2 separate regions of the Mus musculus genome follow, and region 1 is linked to region 2. Evidence: chromatin contacts called from ENCODE Hi-C or POLR2A ChIA-PET data. All regions are on one chromosome and are shown on one strand. The core of a region is the stretch at or near the end of the contact, and the rest is flanking DNA. Distances in the headings are between cores, read along the strand shown.

What was found. Hi-C counts contacts between places; a loop is a spot of excess contacts on that map. ChIA-PET counts read pairs that join two places held with the same protein, here RNA polymerase II (POLR2A).
Region 1: a map of v-Abl transformed pro-B cells shows a loop between it and region 2 (2.7-fold over the local background). The contact joins the promoter of Rbm48 here to the enhancer-like site in region 2. A Hi-C loop is called at or near these places in 1 of 37 maps with a recorded cell type or tissue (v-Abl transformed pro-B cells). POLR2A ChIA-PET finds 5 or more read pairs at or near these places in 1 of 5 experiments (Patski).

Annotation. Positions count from the first base shown.
Region 1 is chr5:3,591,887-3,598,099 of GRCm38, forward strand. It overlaps Rbm48 (RNA binding motif protein 48), which reads right to left and starts at 4,661. Exons shown (of 5, transcript NM_172991.4): 1 at 4,080-4,661; 2 at 3,369-3,559. The coding sequence starts at 4,316. It overlaps Pex1 (peroxisomal biogenesis factor 1), which reads left to right and starts at 4,180. Exons shown (of 24, transcript NM_001293806.1): 1 at 4,180-4,631. The coding sequence starts at 4,503.
Region 2 is chr5:3,500,777-3,506,551 of GRCm38, forward strand. The region is part of intron 5 of Cdk6 (cyclin-dependent kinase 6); the gene reads left to right. Among named protein-coding and RNA genes, the nearest start is that of Fam133b, 40 kb to the right of the region's middle. Within about 2 kb of position 2,280, at least 1 of the 3 ENCODE cell types and tissues checked has a DNase peak (open chromatin) inside an H3K27ac peak, as active enhancers do.

The sequences.
Region 1 (6,213 bases), core at 3,411-5,910, 93 kb after region 2:
AATTATTTTTACTACTTTTATTTCTGTGTGTGTGTCTGTATGTGGGTGTGTGTACATGAGTACAGTTGCCTGAGGAAGCCAGAGGTGATAGATTCCCTGGGACTGGAGTTTCAGACAGTTGAGTCCCCTGACCTGGGTGCTGGGAACCACACTCCAAATCTGAGTCCTCGGGAATAGCAATAAGTGCTCTTAGCTTTTGAGTCATCTCTCCAGCCCCCAGATGCATGGCTCCACCACCCACCCCAACCCCAAGACAGGGCCTCACTATATAGATCTGGCTGTTCTGAAACTTACTCTGTAGATCAGGGTGGCCTCAAATTCAGAGGCCTGCCTCTGGCTCCCAAGTGCTAGGATTAAAAGCATACACCACTGCATCCAGAAAAATTTATTTTTTTAAATTATTTTTAGTTATGTATAAGTATGTTTGGAGGCTCTAGCCTGGAGCTAGAGTTAGACACTTGGCCTGGTTGATGGGATGACTCAGGTCCTGTAGAGAAGTAGTATATGCTCTTATCGCTGAGACATCTCTCCGGCCATGGCATTTAAAATAAAGATTTACCTAAGATAAAAGATTAACAAATGATGCATAGTTTGTTTTAAGAAGCAAAGGGTGTGTACGTACGTATGTGTTGGGAATCCTGGGAAAGATGCTTGGTTTTTTGAATGACTCCACTGACCCAGAAAGTACTCTTTAAGAAAAAGATTTATCTGTTTGTTTATTTTTATGTAAGTGTGTTTATACATATGGGGCCAGGGGCCAGGTGCCCACAGAGACCTGAAGAGGCCATTAGATCCAGCGGAGCTATAGGCTGCTGTGAGCCACCTGATAAGGGTGCTAGACATGAACTCCAATTCTCTGGAAGAGCAGCAAGCTATCTTAAGCACTGAGACATCTCTCCAGCACCAAGAAATGAGTCTTCCCTTTCCCTCTCCTAATAATGGAATACGTTTTCAGCTAAGCTGGACACACTTACCTAGGCTTTTTGTTTTTTTTAACTAACTTGGGATCCTACTGGTTAGCCTGAGTTACAGAACTTGAGTAAAATGTGTAACTTTGGGCTTGTCACCAAGACTGGTGACCTGAGTTCAGTCTCTGGAACTCACACGGTAGGAAAGAACTATCTCTTGTACACAAGCCATGGCATGCCCTCCTAGATACACATATATGAATAAATGAAAATATTGAATACAGAACAACTAATCAGTGCAAAGATAAAGAGTGTGTTCCTTCTGGGGCTGGAGAGCTATAGCTAAGGGGTGAAGAGCACTGCTGCTCTCCCAGAGGGTCCAGGTTGTTCCCAGCCTGGCAACTTCACAACTGTCTGTAACTCCAGTCTCAGGGGAAAATGCCCCCGTCTGCTCTGCAGGGGCCTGAATGCATAGGGCATAAAAGTTCACATAACCATACCACATACACATAAAGAGAAATAAATAATGTTTAAAATAAGAAATACTGAACACTTATGCTGAGTCGAGCACTGTAGTAATTAAGTACTTCTGTATCTACAGATAATCACTAATGTTTATTGAGCTATTACCCCATGCAAAGCCACAAGTGTGTCACTTAAATTGGTATCTCATAACCATCTCATGATGAAACCAAGGCACCAGGAAATTCTGGATCATATTTATACATTCATTTATAAAACTAGGATTCAATTCAGATGTCTTGACTCCACAGCCAACTGTATCAGAGTCTGTGGAGATACGGGGCTCTAGAGAATATGCTTTCTAGACTATGAAGAGTTGGCCAGCTGATGAGAAAAGACACATGGCCTTTTGAAATCAAGTGATTTGTGGTAGACTGTTAGTAGCACACAAAAGAGATAATATAGGGGCTGGAGAGAGAATCTGGTGGGCGAAAAGAGCACTTGCTGATCTTTGAGAAGAGCAGAGTCAAATCCCAGCATCCATCTTGGGTGGTTCACAACCACCTGTAACTTCAGCTCCAGGGGATTTGAAGTCTTTTTCCATACCAAAAAAAAAAAAAAAGTTTATGAATAGCAAAAGCCAGAAAAAGATATGGTTTAGATAAGGTTAGTGATTAAAATGAAAAAATGGCTAACATGAGCTAGGAAGGCTGCTCCGGTGGAAAAGCCCTTGCTGGAGTGCCTTGGCTCAGACCCCTGGCATGCACGTGAAAGCCAGGCACCGCACTGTGCCTGTAATTCCAGTGCTCACAGGGTAGAGATAGAAGGATCACTGAGTTTGACAGTCACCAATCTAGCCAATGAGCTCAGTGAGGGAGGGGCCCAACCTCAAAAAATAGGATAGAGTACACTGTAGTGCACACAAGCCTTTGAACCTGGTGGAGATGGGTAGGCAGAGTCTGGAGGAAGTTTTGAGTTCTAGGTCAGCTGGTCTACACAGCCAGTTTCAGGCTAGTGTTCACTCACATACACACACACACACATACACACACAGGAATATGCACACACATGCACCCCCCCCCCCCCCCGCCAAAAGGGGTTAACATAAAATAAAGCATTCCTTATTGGAATACAAAGTTGATTAACATAGAACTATACAAATAAGAACTGTCATTACTAATAGTTACTTTTTGTTTGTTTGCTTGTTTTTTGGAAACAGGGTTTTCTCTGTGTAGCCCTGGCTCTCCTGGAACTCACTCTGTAGACAAGGCTGGCTCCACCTCAAGAGGTCCACCTGCTTCTGCCTCCCTGGTGCTAGGATTACAGGCATGTGCCACCTCTGCCCGGCTCTACTATTTCCTCTTAATAGGAGGTACCAGTCTACTCCCTTTACATAAATTGTCCCATTTCATCCTTGCTCAGTGAACCTCAAGAAGTAGTCCTTTTTGCCATATGGATTTTAGGAAAAGAACAAAAATTTGCTTGGAGGACTAAAATTCTCCACAGTCATGAATCCACAGGACTGATAATTTACTTCAAACGTAATTCTTAATCTACCACACTACAGGTTCAAAATTTGCCAAGCACAGGTATGAGAGGATGGGAAGAGTATTGTTGTAAAGTCAGCCTTTTAAAAGCTTGAAGGAAGAGCTGGGATGTCACTCACTGTTAGAGTGATTAAGTCGCAGATGTGAGGCCTGGTGAAAAACAAACTGGAAGGCGAGGTGGAGTGGTGCATACCTTTAAACCCAGCACTCGAGAGTCAGAGGCAAAGGCAAAGGGATCTTTGAGTTCAAGGCCAGCCTGGTCTACAGAACTAATTCTAGCACAGCTAAGGCTATCCAAATAAACCCTGTCCCCTCCCCTCCTCCCCCCAATCAGGAAGACTGAGAGCAAGAAGTGCTTCTGTGCTTTGGGTACATTTGGGAAACAGTTGGGGCCAAAATGACAGCAACAGGAATAAGATTTTAACAGGAGTTCTGCTTAACTTGTACATACCTTGCACTCTGTAATTTCACAAATTTAATGAGATAAACTTCTGTAAAATCTTCCGCTGGGTATTCATCTAGAGCGTTATACTGTTCAATCGCACCATACAGAGCAAAACGCTCAACTAATTCCTTCATGGCTCCCACTGCAGGAACTCCTTGTATTAGTAAGTACTGAGACTCCAAATTGATTGTATATACCTAAAGTCAAAGGAGACCTCGTTAAATGTACTCTTCAAACAAGCCTATGGCAAATCGGTCCTCCCACCCCCTTTTAAATGGAGCTTTGAAAACAAGAAACAATCCGGTCTGCAAAACATACACACTAAACTGTCACTCTTCTGCCTAAAGACTACCACACTCCACATAAGGGTATCTGACTAAACCACTTAACAGACGTCTTTTCCAAAAGCTGACTCCAGAGAGGTTAATGTAAACAGCCACTGAACACTCACTCACCCTGGGCTTGCCCTGTGAGAAGCGCTATTGTAAACACATAGGATACAAAGCTAAAAATAGTGGGTTGGAGGTTTGGTAAGCAGCTAACCGAGGGTAGTGATAACCTTTGGTACCGGGGCCCGGGTTCTTCGTGCCCCCTCCACTTAGAGATGGATCTCACAACATCCCTGCCATGCCTTTATGGAGGCAGGCCTTGGGGAGCTAGTGCTCACAGGAATTTAGTGTCCCTGCCGAGGGGAGAGAAGAATCCGAGTCACTCTACCTTGACCGCGCGAGGGCGTCGGCCCTCCCGGTATTTGGCCCGCGAGTCACACACAGCCGTCTGGACGTGGTGATCGAATACGCCACCAGGTTTCCCGTCACTGGATGCCATCTTGCCGGCTCTAGTCCCCCGCGCCAGAACAACATCCGCCAGCCGCGCTCCTCTGAGTCCAATAAGAGAGCAGGATGGACCAGGCGTGCTAGGATTGGCTGAAGGATCGACCCCATCGACGATCATCTCCTGAGAGCGAGAATTCGACGAGCGACGTGCCGCCCCCTAGAGCTTCGGAGGTGGCCCGAGGGTGACAGCGGCCGGGCGTGGGAAGAGGGGGGCGGGCCTGATCGATGTTCTCGGGTTCCGACGCTCTCACCTGACGAGAAGCCGGTGGACTCCGCTCTCCGGTGAGAGTTGAACCTTGGGACAATGTGGAGCAGCGATCGCTTAGCGGGTGCGGGGTCTGGTGGGGCGGTCGTGACGGTGGCCTTCACGAATGCTCGGGACTGCTTCCTGCATCTGCCGCGGCGCCTCGTGGCCCAGCTTCACCTGCTGCAGGTAACGCGCTGGCGGGACGCGGACACCACTGACGTCTCGTGGGACTAGGGTCAGCTGACACCTTTTCCTGCAGGGACATCGTCTGCCACCGACCCCGAGCTGAGGCGTGAGCGAGGGCCCCCTGCGGGCATGGCGTGGAGTGGCAGCGTGTGCATCCACACCACGGCTAGTGTATCCTCAGACCCTACCGTGGAATTCCTAGTGCACCCCTTTAACTCGGTTAAAGCAAGCTGAGCATGCAAGGGTTCTGCCCCAGCAGTCAGAAGCGGCCCTCACTCAAGGATGGAAAGTTCTAGAGAGCTCTTACAGGTTTGCTTACAGGTTGCTAAAGCATTATCCTGCCAACGAGTTGCCGGTGCAGCGATAGAGGTGTTGAGTGGCAGACTTGGTTTGTAGATTACCAAGGTTTCCAACCTGTGCGAAAGGTTAATAAAAGGATAGATAGCTCTCCCTGCTCCGGAGGACTTCGAACATAGCAAGAATATGTGCGGCGAGGGAGGTGGGGCGGGGTGACAAGGTGATGGAATTATTCACACCCCACACTTTCACCTCGGTAGCTAGGATTACTTGGACCTCAGCGAGCTGTCTGGATTCTGTCATTATGGTGTTTCAAGGCTATTAACCATCGGTGGAAATACAGCATCCATATTTTCCTAAGAGTGAGCAGAAATAGACTCTCTTAGTTTGAGTGTATTCATGGGGTTAGAGTATTTGAAATCTAAAATCCTAGATGCATGGTACCTGAACACTGGGTCATAAAAAAAATATACAAGAGTTTGAAATGACTTCAAGTATTCTACCTTTATTTCCTCTTTGCTACATTTATCTTGCTTTTACAGTCCACCTATCAGAACACACCAATTTCATCAGAACCATTCTTACTGTTAGTTTATCTCCACCAAATATTCTCTAACTCTCTGGTTTGCTTTCTGGTGACTGAAAGGAATCATTCACTGTTACCAAATCCCAGCTTGGATCATTATTCCCTGTCATTTCTGATGGGGATTTTTCAGTGTATTTTCAAATCTCAAATTAAGCTTACCACCCCATGAGTTTAGAAAAATGCTTCCTTATGGTCGCTAAGAATTTGAACCTGACATGTTGTTGCTTCCTTGGATTCATCACTGTTTAGGAATTACATAGTCTTGGTCTTTATTATTATTTTTATTATTATTTGAGAAGTGAAGAAGTAAAATACTAAGCATTTGGATTAAGTCTTGCATGCTTATATCTAATCTTTATTGTTTATAGAAAGGTGGAGCTAGATACACATGAGGTTTCCTGTCCTGGTTTTTTGTTTTGTTTTGTTTTGTTTTGTTTGTTTTTTTCGAGACAGGGTTTTTCTGTGTAGCCCTGTCTGTCCTGGAACTCACTTTGTAGACCAGGCTGGCCTCGAACTCAGAAATCCGCCTGCCTCTGCCTCCCGAGTGCTGGGATTAAAGGCGTGCGCCACCACGCCCAGCTTCCTGTCCTGGTTTTGTGTAGTATTAATATGACTTTTGTTGAGAGGTCATTGCTTTTAGCAATTACTTGGTATGATACCATAAACTGACCATAACTTATATAACTGCTCACCATGATT
Region 2 (5,775 bases), core at 1,030-3,529:
ATCTCATTTCTCTAAGCTAGATTATCTGGGCTCAGTGTCAGCGCTGCAGATTGAGAAAGAAATTCATGGAAACACTACCACTGGTAAACAAACATAAACAAAAAATGTTCACATCTGCTAACAAAACTCTGTTAATATATTCAGAAATGACTATGTTTTGTTGATAGTTGTATTGTCAGGATCCAAACAAAATTCAGTAATGAGTTTTGAACATTAGGTAAATGTTCTCTGAAGAGATTTTTTTAAATGGCCATAATGTCAGACCTTCGGTTAGCTATGTAATCTCTCAGAGTCTCAGTGTGTCTCCATCAATATAAGGAGAGTGTGCAAGAGGAGTTGGTGGCAGGGGCGGTGGCAGCTGGTTGGTGGCAGGGGCGGTGGCAGCTGGTAAGCCTTATTTCTTTAGGCAGATGACAGGGAATATACCTGTTCCTGTGCATGTCATTTTCCAGATTGTAGCGGCTCTAAAGTTATCTGGTGACCTTTGTAAACAGCATAGCAGAGCACCATGGGTGAATTAAACCTAGAGAGATTTGGTCCAGGGAAAGGAGCAAAACACCAGTATTAAATCTTCCTTGCAAAATTAGTCATAATGAAACCAAGGAAGTTGGGGGAAGGGAAAGGGTGCTGTGAGATTAACAGAGAATGAGAGGTTTTGGAGCGAGTGGGAATGTCTTGCATTTGCCACCTTCCTGGCAGGGTTGCTTCCGCCAGGCAGACTTTTCTGCCCTTCCACGGTGCTAACTGCTTTGTTCGTGTGGTTTATTAATTTTATAGTACTCTGGTCTGTGCCACAGCATGGTCAGAAGCTGAGACAACGGGTTTTTACAGATGAGCAGAGGTTAAGTACCCACTTGCTCTCCTTGCTGTGTTAATCAGTTACAGAGCCAGTGTTAGGAGCCCGGGTCATCTAGTCTCTTGGCTTCTGTGGCTTTCCCGTTACATGATTCAGTATCCTAGAGCCTCAGCAGTGGACACAGTCCTGTCCCCCTCGAGAGACAGCACTTCCGCCTGGCAAAGCTAGATTCAATCCCCAGGGGGTGGGTGGGGGAGCAATAAATCATGCACCAAAAATAACACCTTCACTGCTAAATTCCACTTAGTAGGTGATTTCCCAAGGATGAGCCAGTGCAGTGAATCATCGCCCTGAGAGCTGATTCGAACAGTAGTTCTGTTTTATTTACTACCTCGTGGTTTTTAACCTTTAGAGCCTTCCTGGGAGGGTCAGAGTCTCCTCACCATGAATATAAAACAGACTCTGCTTATAAGCCTTCAAGGGTCCCTTTTCCTTTTGTTTTGTTTTTTGTTTTTTTTTTCCTCCTTTCCACTTAAAACATCCCATGATCAGGAGGACCCAGGCAGAACAACAGCTAACTTTCTGAGGTGTTGATTGTGCAGGAGCAAACCTGGCACCCTGCAGATGCTATAAACTGGCATCCATGGCCTCCCTGGGCTTCCTGGGCACAGACTCACGTGCACAAACACTCTCACACTCAAAATGACACTTTTTTAAAAATTTAAAACGTTGGGGTTGGGAGCTCCCCCAGTCAAGAAGGTTAGGCAAGCATGAGAATTGTTAGGCAAGCATGAGAATTTAATCTTGGCTCCCTAGCACCCACACAGAAACTGGATCTGGTACCTTACTCCTGAAATCCTGGTACTGGAGACGTGGGTCCCAGAGGATTCCCTGAGCTTTTTAGATGAGTTTTATAAGTGAGGGACCCAGTCTCAAAAGACAAAGCCGAGAGCCATTAAGTGTAAGGGAGCCTCAGCGCAGTTCTGTTCAGATGGCACGAAAGAGTGGAAGAAATTCAGATCCCCTTTCCATTCACATATTACCTGGTTTGAAGGCAGTTTAAGAAAATGACACACTCCGCTATAAATACCTCAGGACAGTTTGTCCACATTGACACTTCCATTTCCTAAAATGAAAACCTCACTGGCCCACAGGGATGAGGGGAAGTGTGGGGGGAAGGGGGAGGCTGGCTTTGTTCACCAGGGTTATTTCAACAAGCACATCCGAACGCTAGGAACTTCCTCTGATGACTCAAGACAGTTGTCAAACACCAGCGTTCCTCTGTTTGACCCCTGCTGAAGTAAGATCTGGGGAAGCATGGTACAGAGTCTGAATCATGTAGCTGGTGTTTTGTCTGTATCTGAATTTACATCTGTCACATACCCAGTGTGTCCACCCATGAAAAACTACATTCTTCAGCTATCACTGAAGGGGAGGGGGGAAAGCATTCAAATGGGCCTGTTTCATCTAGACAGTCTGAAAGTTCTAAGGAATGCCATGGGCTTTGCTTCCTGAACGGAATTGTTGAGTTATCACCCAGTGTTGGGCCTCCATCCAGACTGAGTGAGATACAGGGAATACTGTGTTCACGCAGGATACCAGCTGGCTTCACACTGGCAGAGGAGAAGGGGAACACGTTCGTCACCATACAGTACAGATCCTACGGGGTGCCAGAGAGTGTGGGCCTGATAATCGCTGGGAACATGGCCTTGACTCCTGTCTTCACAGAGGCTGCCGCAGCACTTGGCCACTCCTTTGTTATGACTGTAACCACCTTCTTGTCACTATTCTTCAAGCCAAACATATCTCCAGGGTTGAAGTCTCACTCGGGCTACAGTACAGTTTGAGAAGGACAGTCACCATATCCACCCATCATTAAAGATACAAATCTAGTCTGCAAGTTTCCTGAAGACGTAAGCTGGGTCAGAGAGGTGGCTCAGTGGGAAGAGCACTGTTTGTTCTTACAGAGGACCCAACACCTATGTGGCAGCTTCTAATTGTCTGTGACTGCAGTTCCAGGGGATCCAACACCGTCACACAGACTTACTTTGTATGCAAAACACCAAGGCACATGAAATTTTTAAAAACTGAAAAGAAAGAAAAGAAAACTTAAGCTGGCTCTTGGGTCAGTTCATTTTGACCTGTTAGGACTCACGCTGTGTTTTATTGGTTGGGCACAGTACTAATTTTGCAGTTCTCAGAAACAAATAAACAACATCCCTGACTCTCAAGGGCTTGCAGGAATTTTTATACTAAGTATACATTTTTATACTAAGCAGATTCAAAGTTTAAGAGAGAAAATGAAAAAAAAATCAGTCTGACGCTGTATAGACTATTTATAGCAAATGCTTTAGCTGTGTTTGCTCCGACTTTCACATCACTTGTAGGACTCTGGCTGACGCCGGTGCTTCCTTGCTGAGGAAAGCTTTTTAAAGTTAATTCATTGGGTTTATTTTCTGTGGGTATGAACGTGTGCGTGGGCTTGCATGTGTGTGGCAATCAGCAGACCATATCTCTCCTCCTACCATATGGGTCTCGATCATCAGGCTTAGTGGCACGTGCCTTTATCATTGAACCATCTCTCCTGTTTCATAAAGTATACTTAAAAATAATTAATAATAATACTAAGCCACTCCGACTATCAAACTCCTTCACTTCAGAAATGTCTAGTGATTATTTTCACAATGGTTAAGGCTTCCATTCTGAGAAAGTGTCACTTGCCACTACTTGGTCACAATGCAGTTTTTGCACAAGGATGACTTGTGTCTTGAGTAAGTGGTGGTCATGCCCACAGCTGAATTCCTGAGGCATGCTGTGGCAAAAACAAAAACAAACAAATGGAAAAGTGCTATGTTAGAGAATGAGCCCCCTGAATTCAAAGATCATGAAAAAGAAGTGACTTGTGACTTTTATTTAGTTGTATGTGTGCATGTGCACGTCTCCATGGCATGTTTACATGGGTCAGAGGACAACTTTGGGGGCTTGACTCTCTCCTTCCAGCACGTAGGACCTAGGGGTCAAACTTGGGTTGTCAGACTCAGCAGCAAGCCACTAAGCCATCTCTCCAGACCAAGAGGTGGTTTCCAAAGCTCTTATCTCCATCCCCATAATGTCACTTTCACTTACTGGCTTAGCATGTCTTCATCGAGGGGATGAATACACTTGTGTATTCCTCTGAAGTCAGGTGCAAGGAGAAAATGTCTTTTGCATGCCTAGGTGCAGCCAGTGGTCCTTGCTCAGTTAGACTCAGTTCTAGGCGTCTGTGCACAGAGAGTCCTTGAGAATCACTTCCATGACGTTTTCTCTCAATGGTCACTTAGTCTGTCTATCTATGTATATGGATAGTTGTCTCCGTAGATAGACTCATTTGAGGGTTTAACACTGCACAAAAAAAGACCATGTGATTTAGTCATCTCTGGTTTAATTTTGATTCTCAACTTTGGGATTAAAACTAACGGGGTACTCCGCTTCCTTGAGAGTGCCCTTGTTCATTCCGCATTCCCCCATCAGCATCTTAACGCATACTCTAGTAAATCCGAGCCCTTTCCAGAACAACAAGTTACCCACATCTGGTACCAAGAAAAAGGTTCATTCAGCCAGTTGTTTTTATGGCAATCACCAAACTCTCAGTGTTCCTAATAACAGAGATGCCAGCACGCGGCGCCTCCCTGCGAGAGGCGCCTCCCTCCCCCGAGGAGCATTTGCCCATCTCTGCCTGCTCCTTTTTTTATTAGGAGTTTTCCTTCCTTTCTGGATGGCTCTGCCTCAGACGCCCCTCTGTTCTCCACGCCCTCTCTCATCCTTTGGTCTTCATTGCACCTTTACTGTACCGTTTTCAACTTCAAGCTTCTCTCCCTTTGTCTTCTGGACACCCTATCCTGCCTGGAGGCCTGTGTGAGCTCAGCACTAAGGCACAGTCTGTCCTGCATGCCTTCCTGCTACATCTCTTAGTTAGCATAGCAATTGTGAATGAGCCCCGGTTTTTAAATACTCATTCTTTCCAGGCCTCTAGTTCTCTAGTGCCTCATGCAGGTAAAAATGGATTTTAAGTTTCTCTATGTAATTTCCATTGATATATAAATGTTTATGCAAGTACACGTGTTCACACATGAATGTGTGAACTTGAAAAAAAAAACAAGATAGCAGAGTTTGAAACAAGGAAGTGCAGTTGATAGGAGAGAAAGGGAAGTCTCTAAGGGATGAGCAGCCGCCATTCTGTGTAAGTTCATCTGTGGAGAGAGGGAACTGTATTAAATGATGTAGACACAGGCACCTGTAAAGGCTAGCTCTAAGGCCTGTGGATGGTATAAAAACCAGAGTCAACAAGTAATACAAAGATGGGCAGGCACAGGAGCAGGGAGTGCAGTGTTTAACAGGGAGCAGAAATGTCTTTTCTGAGACAGGGATTTATTTTATTATTTAATCTTGAATGAATGGTATTTCCGATGGTAGAGATTCACTGTATTATTACTTTATTCGGGACTTGCGTCAGCGGGTGAGTGCTTTGATTGTGGTAAAATATGTATGTCTTACTAGTTCACTACCATGTCCTTACATTTTTCTTGTATCTAGGCCAAAGGTAGTTTTCTGTCCTGAATCTGTAATATTTGTTTAGAAGTATAGTTTCTTAACTATTTATTTTAACTCGTTGGTGTTACACATTAAACAGTCCACTAGTATAAACTGTCTCACTTCAATAGTGTATAGTGGGTCTGCTGGGGTGTTCTACCATCCCCACACTAAATTTCAGAACATTTCCATCACCCAGAGAGAAACTCAATACCCATTCATAGTCTGTCTCCATCAGCTAAAGTAAGGAATTGGGTTACAAACAACAGAATTCATTTCCTATAGTTGGTGGGTTGAGGAAGTACAAGATGGGGTCCAAAAGATCCCATGTCTGGTGAGGGCTGATTTCTTCTGGACCACCTTCTCAGCATCTTTCCCAAGACAACATGGTGAGGGTCCTTAAAGGACTT